Linked DNA regions of Mus musculus: region 2 is linked to region 1. A link is a loop called in an ENCODE intact Hi-C map of the cell type or tissue named here. Cell type or tissue: gastrocnemius. All regions are shown on one strand.

Region 1 (5,000 bases):
TTTCACAGTTCAAGTTATAGAATTGTACCTTTAAAGGAACACAGGGCTGAGGGCTGAGTGTGGTGGGGCACACCTTTAACCCCAGCCCTTGGGAGGCGGGGGCAAGTAGATCTCTGTGAGCTCAAGGTCAGCCTTGGTCTAACATAGGAAGTCTCAGGGCAGCCAGGGCTATACAGAAAGACCCTGTCTCAAAAGCAAAAAAGGAAAACAAAAGAAAGAAAGAAAGAAAGAAAGAAAGAGAGAGAGGGAGGGAGGGAGGGAGGGAGGGAGGGAGGGAGGGAGGGAAGGAAGGAAGGAAGGAAGGAAGGAAGGAAGGAAGGAAGGAAGGAAGGGGGAGGGGGAGGGGGAGGGGGAGGGGGAGGGGGAGGGGGAGGGAAGGGAAGGGAAGGGAAGGGAAGGGAAGGGAAGGGAAGGGAAGGGAAGGAAGGAAATTAGAAAATGTTCATTGGGCTCAAAAACAATTTTTACTTTGTTATGAAACTAGATTGATCCTGAAAAACATACGGAAAATACTAAAAACAGGTTTTAAAATATGCAACAAAGGAAGCCATATTGCATTCAAACATGCAATACATCTAAAGAGAAAGAAGACCATGCCAAGATTACATAAAAGGAAGAGATATTTTAAAACGCTGCTGGATTACACAGATCTTTTTCTAAGGCAAACTGATTTTAAACCTAAATTCAAAATTATTCAAAAGTCTTTTTTAAAAAATTGCAGTCCAAAAAGAGACGTAATTCCCAGATTGTTCATTGTGTGGCCTCTACTCAATAAACATGACTTTTAGACCACTAAAAGCATAATCAAGGAAATGTGCGGAGCGTGTTTAACTTGTTGAAATAGGCTATGAATGAATTCAAATGCCAAAAACCCAAAAGTTTCCATTTACACAGTCAATGGAGGAGAAAGAAGGGACTGTGTAGCAGAAGGAAATGTTTAGCCATGAAGTCCTCCAGTGCAAAGGGTTAGAGGGTAAGAGAGCACAGAATCCAACAGCTCGTCAGCAAACGCCCTGCATTTTATCCAACTGACATTTTCTGACAACTTTTCCAGCATAACAAAACAAGTTCCGACCTTAGACTTTGTGAGAAACTGTCAATAATATTTAAACGACTTTGTGGTAATTTAGAAGGTTTCATTTATTACCAACAAAATTCTTGTGGCCTCTCCTGTATGCAAATGAGAAGCTACACTACTGTAGAACAAGCATGTATTGCTGATTTCCTTTAAAACTTATACGGTGTTCAATAAATCACCAAACTTTCCCAACTTTAACTCGTCAATAAAATAGTAATATCAGCACTACCCAAAGAATATTATAAGTACTACCAGAATTATTATGTATAAAATGATTTACACATTTTAGGTATCTGTCACTTTTTTGCCCTATTCATTTGCTTTAAAATAAAAGCAGTTCTTATAAATCATCTTACAGATAACACCTTAAAAATTGTATGCAATCTAAACCTAGAACACGGATGAACACATACCTGTTACCCCCAAGGGAATCCTGCAAGAGTCTTGTCAGCTTAGAGTCTCTGTAAGGGACATGGGTGGCTCTCTTGCTCTTGTCCCCCAAGGCGCTGATTACATTCCCAAGAGCCAACTGACAGAGAAAAGGAGAGAGGGGAAAATCATATGCTTATTAACTAGAGCGCTTTTAACTAATAAGGACAGCCTGTAGGAAACAAGATAAAAATTAAGAACCCCGTGTTTGGATTTAATTCACATTTGTATTTCCAAATACAAGTAAGCTCAGTAACACATGTGTTACTCATAGCCCTTAGAGTCCAGAGATTTTCCCTTAAAACAGAAATGTTTAAAGACTGACTAAGTCTGACCATGCCTGGAGCTCAGGTTACATCTTCAGGGAACTACTCATTCGTATTATGAGTTTTTCTCAATTTAAATCAAACGTTTAGCAAGTCCCCAGCTCCTTGAAAGTTTCCTGCTATAATACAAATGGTCTATGTGGCTAATACTTCTCATAGCCACAAGGAAAATATTAGTGTCATTTCCCTGAGCAAGGATTCACTACACAAGTAATACTTTAGAAATATATATATATATATATATATATATATATATATATATATATATATGACATGATATGTGTTCAATATCCAACGTTATAAAAGGTAAATCATTAATATCTCTATAGCTATACTTTCCTGCCGTGAACGGGCTGGACTCCACGAGGAACGCATTCCCCACACTAATCATATCAGCTTTCAGTCACGAGACAACCAGAAACACGGACTGTCAGGGCCAAGTCACCATCCAGCAAGTGGCATGAGTCATACTGTATCTCGGCCTCTTTTTCCAGAATCTACGGAATTCAGTACTGGCCACACCAAAGTTCAACAGCCTCGACGGGAAATTGAGCAATGGATTTTGTCCCTTTCGGGACACGTGTCCTAATCCATCCGAGACAACATTCAAAGTGTAGGGCTCAGGCCTGACTACGAGGGAGCCTGTCCATGAGGGCCTTGATATTGGGAGATTAGGGTCTCTCTAATAAGCTTCACTGGACAGTTCCTAACAGAAATGTAATCATACTGGGATCAATGGGCACTGGTTAAAAACAAACAAACAAAACCCCTAAAGTTTGGAGGTCCCACTGCAGGACAAGAAGGGTCCAAGTAGAAGCATATGACCAGGTGTCACCATTACAGGAATTTAGCAGTGCTGTTCCTTACACGGGAACAGATGTCTAATACTATAATGAGGAGAGCAAGAAGGAAAGGCATGCAAAAGAGTGTTCTAAAATATTTTCTTGCACATAATGAAACCTTCTGCTAACTCAACCACAAGGCGTTTGCCTATCAAAATACCACTAGGTGGCAGAGCATTAAAGTTAATTCCTAATACAAACTATTTTGTAAAAAAAAAAAAAAAATGGATAAATCTCTGGACTCTGGACAAAATTCCAACAAAATAGATCAGACTCTGAGATACAAAGACATAATAAAAATAAACTGTTAAAAAGCTTTCCAATGATCCACACAGTCAATAAAACCAGTGTCACAAAATGTCAACCAAGGTGACCTTTGTGTCTTGTCCAAGGAAATACTTAACTTTAAGGGCTTGCTTTGAATGTATGTTTTCAAGTGTGGAAAGAAGTTTAAAAACATTGTTCCCATCTGTCAGCTTTTGCACATACTAGAAAGGTTGAGCGAGCCAAACTAAGACATAAGAAAGCCCGCGACGTGGGGGTGGGATAACAGACAGTGTGGTCAGAAGGTCAATGTATTACTGTTGCTTTAGCCTTCAAGACAGTGAGGATTTCCATGAGATATATTGTGAATACAGTAGAGAAAAGGAAGCTGGCCCTGATAATGTATGTCTATAACTCCAGGATGGCAAAGTCTGAGGCAGGAGAATCATTGTGAGGCGAGCCTGCACTACTTAATGATCACCAAACCAACCAAGCTAAACAGAGAGGGACAGCAGAGAGGGCACGTGTCTCTTGTGGTCTTACAAGCCCGCAGTTGATGGAAATGCCCTCTTTTGCTCTCTCGCCTGTAGCTCCGGTTCTCTTCAGTCTTTCCGATCCCGCCAGATCAACAAAGTGAAACTTCGCCGTCAGCGTCTCAAACTCATTCATTGGCGACGATTCGGAGATCAGCTTATTATCAGTTGCGTTCTCCTGGGATGGCGGAAGATAATCGAAGATTCCTCATTAATGTGACATCAAACACCCTGTAACCTTGTCCACATCTGCCCCCTTGCACAGCTGGAGAAACAGTGGCATAGCCATGCAAGCATAAATGAAAACATCAGAGAAAAAGTTTGGACAGCAATCTCCAGCTGTACTGAACTAAGGCTCTGCTGATGAAGGAAAATAGACAAAACAGCCCTAACCACAAAGAGCCTAGAGGATGACCCCTCCACTTGGTCATAACAAACAGATATTCAGTATTTTTGTTTGTTTTCCAAAGTCTTACACAATTGGTCAGCTTCCTTTAAATAAATAACAACAACAACAACAAAAGGAAACTAAGAGGAAGAAAAAAAATCAAATAAAATCAAATAAAACTGGATCAAACGCCTCTCCAGAGGTGCATAGGATGTACTGATCTAAAGGCAAAATGTTTAAGAAACAAGAAAAATGAACTCACAGCATCTGTTTGGGGACACACTCTGGTTTGACACACGTGAATGGTAAAGATGGCGTGTGAACGAGAGCTCTGTACGTTCATCTGGGTGCTGGCCGTGGTGCGCGAGAGAGCGCCCAGCTTCAGACACTGCATCATCTGCAACGGGGAAGAGAAGCTTCACTTGACACACAGGCACCAGCCAACCTTCTGGCTGAGCTGCCGGCTAAAACCCACTGTGCTGACGGACATAAAGGAAGATCTCTCATCCTATCTTTTTGTTATAGGCCCATCTCAGCTGAACTTCTCAGTACAATGGTGCACTCTCCTTTTTTTTTTTTTTTTTTTTGACTAGGAGAAAACACTAAGTCCCATTGTCCGTCCTATGCTGACATTTACAGCTTCCACTCCAAACTGTTACAGTAGAAGGCTTTGGGACGACGGACTCCACAGTAATCCGAATCAGTTAGGCGTCCCTGTTTGAGTTTTTTCTTCTCATTTTTTTTAAGATTATTATTTTTTTCTTAAATGCGTCCCTATAAAAGCCAAGACACAATCCTAAACCTCACGAGCAAAGAACGAATGGATTACAACCTCGTACTTCAGCACAGTTTAGCCCTCTGTAGCTCTGGCATGTGAGCTGTACACACACTGCACCCAACTTCAGACATCATCTGCCAAGGATGACGGCCTCTCTCGGTGTTGTTATGGTAAAGAATTAGCAAGACACAAACGTTATGCTAAGGAGTTAGCAACAGTATTCCATTAAATTCATTTTGGCATCAATTCATATGTCAGTGTGTGTGCACACGCGTCAGACATAGTACATGCATAGGATCAGACAGCAACATTTGGAAGTTTGGGGATTGGTTTTCCTTCCATCATGTGGGCACCAGGTTCCT
Region 2 (5,000 bases), 310 kb after region 1:
AGGACGTAGTGAGAGATTTCTCCCTTCCAACCTGTTGAGGCAAGGTTGTTTCCCCCTTGTTTCCGATGTGCCACGTAACTTTGTGCCAGCTCAAGCTTGCCAGGATCTCTGTCTCTGCCTCCCATCTTGTTTTAGGAGTGCTAGAATTACAAATGTGTTCACTGTATGTAGCTGACTACTACTACTTCTTCTTCTTCTTCTTCTTCTTCTTCTTCTTCTTCTTCTTCTTCTTCTTCTTCTTCTTCCTCTTCCTCTTCTTCCTCTTCTTCCTCTTCTTCCTCTCCTCCTCCTCCTCCTCCTTCTTCTTCTCCTCCTTCCTCTTCTTCTTCCTCTTCTTCCTCTTCTTCTTCTTCCTCTTCCTCCTCCTCCTTCTTCTTCAACATGGGTTCCAGAGAGTTAACTCAGGTCTTGATTTTTACCTGCCTCCCATCTCTGTTCCTAATATAATTATGTTGAGGTGCTCTTTTGCTTATTAGTTGATGAGTGTGATAGTTAACTTAATGGAAGCTAGAAACTTGATGGTAGCAGCAACAGACCCATTAAAGGCTGATCTATATAAGGATTCCACAGACCGCAGAGTAAAGGCTTCATGACCTACAAGGCTCAAGGGTGGACTGAGGTTTGACCCCGTATGAAAGTTAATGACTTACAGGCTTCAGGTGTACTTGACTGACAATGCCTACGGAAGCTTCTGGTAAGATCCATATGGCAAATCTGCAGGGCTCTACCACTTCCCGACACAGAGGAAGGGACCTGCGGATGGACTGTCATCCCCAGCATTCCCCCTTACCCATCCTGTAAGACCCCAAAACCGTCACACCGTATGCACAAGGTCTCACTTCCATGGAAGGATGGTAGCCTGATTTAAGAATAATTCTGCTTCTGGAGATGCCTGCCTGCCTTCTTCTATTTCCACCGCACCTCCATCGTTCCATATCTAACAGAGAAAACAACCCCTCTGACCCAGTCTGTGTGAGTCCAGATCTAATAGGCTCAGGATGCCCACCATGTGTAGGCATTTTTACCCAGATCTTAGACTCACAGGTTGCTGTGCTCTGGCATCTTCACTTCTTGTGAAGGGCGTTCTCTCTGTCCATCCTAAGGGAAATGTAGGCAGTGAGATGCCAAATCCGAGTTTGCTGGTTGTTTAGGATTCAAATGTTAATGTGGAAACAGTCAAGTGACTAAAGGACCTCTCACAAAGCTTTAAGTACAGCCAGATGCACTTCCTCTGCTTTGCTGGGTCATAAATACAATTTCATTTCAACTCTCCCTTCGTAGAATTGACTTGCTAAATCTATACTGCCTGATGTTATAAATTTAGATACTCTAAACTTCTTAATACTTACTAAAATGATATATTCAGCGCTCCGAGTTAGTTCATAAAACATTAAGATGCTGTAAACTACCACTAAGAGTATCTCCTCAGGCAAACGTTTTACAGAGACAATAAGCATAAAAACCTTCACTAAAGGTCTTTTTGTTTATTCGAAACAGCATTCACTGGGTTTGTAAAAGTTCTGTTAATTTACAAGCGTTTGTATGGGATACATGGGTTTTGCTAAGAGCTTTCTCCTAAAGTCTATGACAGAAAATAAGTTTTACTCATCCTTCAACCCCCCACCCCCAAAGACTCACAGGTAGCAAAAATCAAAAGCAGCTAAGAGATGAGGTCACTTCATTTGCTGTGTCAGATTGAGGCTGTCACACCTATTTTGGGGCGACCTGTTTTGTGTGATGTAGCAGTCCCAAGTGAGAGACTTCCCTACGGCCATCATTTATTTGTGTTATGTTGTGCCCGGGACCACAACTCTTTCTTTTGGGGTCTCTCCTGAGTTTCCATTCAAGACAGAATGGAAACTCCCTTGTCTGGGAGGCAAGGAGGATACAGCCACCATTTAGAAGTATTTAGACAAGGCATGGGAAGCCCTCTCCACTACTTTTTCTTTCCCAGTATGGCAACTCCTCTTCAATTCCTAAGGACTCACTTGTATCCTTCATAATGTGTGGAAACTGGATCTCCAAACTTTAAAAAGGGACAGGATGCGTTTTTCCTGCAAAACCACATGGCCACTGCAGACGTAGAGGGAAGGCTTGGTCTAAAACTGGAAACAGCAATTATAGGAGCATTGTATAAGTAGATGCCTTTGTAGACGACAAGACAAATGCTTGGTCCTGCCTTATGTACAACTCTCTATGCTTTAAGAGAGGACTTGGATTCATGCAAGCCACGTAAACGGGACCCAGGATTAACAGCTTTCTTAATAGGTGGGGGCATTTTCAACCAGAAGAGGGTCACTTCTTACAGAGATAAAACCTTTGACAACACTGCCACCTGCTGGGAAAAAGCCTAGTGCCTCTGTAATGCTGTAACTGCTTCCTTGGGTGTAGCCCTTTTAAGAACTTGGAGAATCTGGACACAGTAGGGCCTAGCAACCATTCTCTATACAGCAACTTAGACACATCAGATACGACTTATGTGGTTTCTCTGATGGCACTGAGAGATGTATAGAGAATTTTGACATCTGTTCCCAAATCACGAGCTATTTCAAAGGGATTACAGTGTTGTTTGGGGACAGTGTTGTTTGGGGACAGATCTGGTTGAACTGAGGCCTACTGACGTTAAGACACAGTTACAGAAATAAAATATTTCTAGATAATGCATATTCAAGCGTTTCTTATAAGATTATTGCTACTGTTACATTTCCAGGGGCAGTCTTACATGTACAATCTACGTAAAGCCTCAGATGTATAATTTTTGTCAAAGACTAGCACTCAGGACCTGGGTAAGCATTTGCGTTCCTCTGCAGGCGACAGAACAAAGAGCTATGCCGCTAGGCCTTGTCAAGACAAGAGATGACGAATGTCTTACATTCTAGCGGTGTTAAAATTGTTGCAGTATTTTGCTAGATGCGCAGAATTGTTCTGAACTGACTTTTGCTGGCTCTGATGCTTGATCTTGTTGACAACTTGAGTGGGTATGGAGCTGAGCTGGAGGCAGAGCCTGGGCGCACCTGGGAGGAATTCTCTTGATTACAGTAAGTGAAGTGGAAAGACTGCCTGTGAATGTGGTGGGATTTCTGGCAGCAACAGGGATCCAAGGAGGTCTGAGGGGAAAGGCTTTTGTGTTTTATGTCTTTGCCTTCTTGTCAGACTGGTGCGTTCATCTACCCTAGCGGTTCTCAGCGATTTATAACAGTAGCAAGATGGCAATATGAAGTAGCAGAGAACATAATTTTGTGGCTGGGAGTCAGCGCAATATGAGGAACTGCATTAAAGGGTCACAGCATTAGGAAGGTTGAGCACCATTCATCTATCCATATTTGCATCTTTCTATGAGTTCATTAGCTGTGGCTGCCACCAGCACAGCCATTGACATTCTTTACTAAGGTAAGAATCCAGATTCTTTTTTTTTCCTTCCAATGTGGACTGAAGACCATGGGTTCCCAGGAATCCTCCAGGCTTTGAGCACTGTCTGGAGCACTGCTGAGACTCTAGCCCAGGGGACTGGGCACTGCCAGTCCTCAGACTCTAGTGAAGGCAGCCAGTGTTGGGCCACCCAGACTGTAATGTCCCAATCAGTTTGTTTCTTTTGAGAACGCTGACTAATACGCTTGCTAAACTTAAAATGTTATTTTAAGGACAGGCCTCATGTGAAGAAATGTTTTTTATATTACTTCTCCACATTGAATATGTACACTTTTTGGCAATGTGTGACGGACTCTTTTTTTTTCACTTAGGGCAATCGAGTTGTTGTTCAACATTCTTTAATTGTGAATAGATAAAATTTGTGCTATAAATAAAATGATAAAATTAGATTAAAATTATTATTTGTGTGTTTGTGTGTGTCTATGAGCATGCTTGTGACACAGCATCCGTGTGGAGGTGAGAGAAGAAAGACAATATGGTGAAGTTGCTTTTACTCATCCACCTTCATATTTTAACATCTAGTTTGACATATATGTATGTGTGTACATCATAAAGCTATAAAAGAAGCAATGCTATGTTCCTTAACTCTCCAGATAACTGTCAGAATTATAATCTTACCAGATAATACTGGTAAGAGAAAATATCCTCATAGCTGTAAAGGCATGCCACATGTCACTGTGTGCTAGTATGCGGTACGAGGCTGTACTGGTAAGTCTTGGAAACATGCCACAGTCTAAAGAGCCCTGGGATATGTGTCTCATGCTTTTCTGATACAAGCACACACCAATACACATAACCGATGGTCTGTGAAGATTTCCACAGCACTCTGTAAAAGGATGTGGAAACAGCGGCAGCCACTCTTAGCTTTTCCACTCCAAACACCTTAAAGGCGCACGCAAGGCTGGCATCTCTACACTACAGCTGCTATTTTCTGAGCACTACAGACAATAAGTTTATCTGAAGCTACACATCTAACTTAGCTGTAAAGTTCTAAAGGGATAAAATGTTATTAAATCATCATATCAGAATATTCAATTGCAATCTACTTTTACTCAATTTTCTTTTTCCTTATCACAAGCCAAACATAAAGGAGAAAGCAGTTAACTTGAAAGTCTTGAAAAGACTTTCTGATGCCTTTTAAATTACCCTTTAATTACATATATAATGTCTCACTGCAGGGACAGCATCGACTTACATCAATGAAAGAGTATATCAACGATCTAGATGAGTCACAGAAGTCTGGTACCATTGGAAGAGATCACAAAGAATATGCACTGTAAGGCATTTGTGCTTGATGAGACTCGCTAGATACCAAATTGAATGTTGACCTACTTTTAAAGAAGTCTGAAAAATGGGTAAGAAAAAGATGAACATTTAAGCTGGGTGGCAGCTACACTTTTGATCCCAGTACTCAGGAGGCAGAGGCAGGAAAGTCGCTCCGAGTTCAAGGCCAGACAGGGATATATAGCAAGACCCTGCCTCACAAGAATAGAAAAAAAATTAACTTTTGCCATTAATTTTGTCAGGCTTTTAACAGAATCAGGACTCATGTGAATTTCTGTTTGTTGATA

Evidence for each region. Peaks named below come from ENCODE experiments on the same cell type or tissue, not always from the same donor. Only the 100,000 strongest peaks of a DNase experiment are listed, where the experiment ranks them.
Region 2: a loop joins it to region 1, with 5 times the contacts of the local background. A loop is called at or near these places in 13 of 42 quality-filtered maps.

What each region holds. Positions count from the first base shown.
Region 1 is chr15:90,990,219-90,995,218 of GRCm38, forward strand. It overlaps Kif21a (kinesin family member 21A), which reads right to left. Exons shown (of 37, transcript NM_001109040.2): 5 at 4,123-4,257; 6 at 3,483-3,650; 7 at 1,492-1,607. Among named protein-coding and RNA genes, the nearest start is that of Gm52216, 36 kb to the right of the region's middle. In gastrocnemius, a CTCF peak has its summit at 2,823 (motif pointing right); no DNase peak of the experiment used is centred here; H3K27ac peaks cover 660 bases.
Region 2 is chr15:91,302,299-91,307,298 of GRCm38, forward strand. All of the region lies in intron 7 of Slc2a13 (solute carrier family 2 (facilitated glucose transporter), member 13), which reads right to left. Among named protein-coding and RNA genes, the nearest start is that of CN725425, 110 kb to the left of the region's middle. In gastrocnemius, a CTCF peak has its summit at 2,337 (motif pointing left); a DNase peak (open chromatin) is centred at 2,333.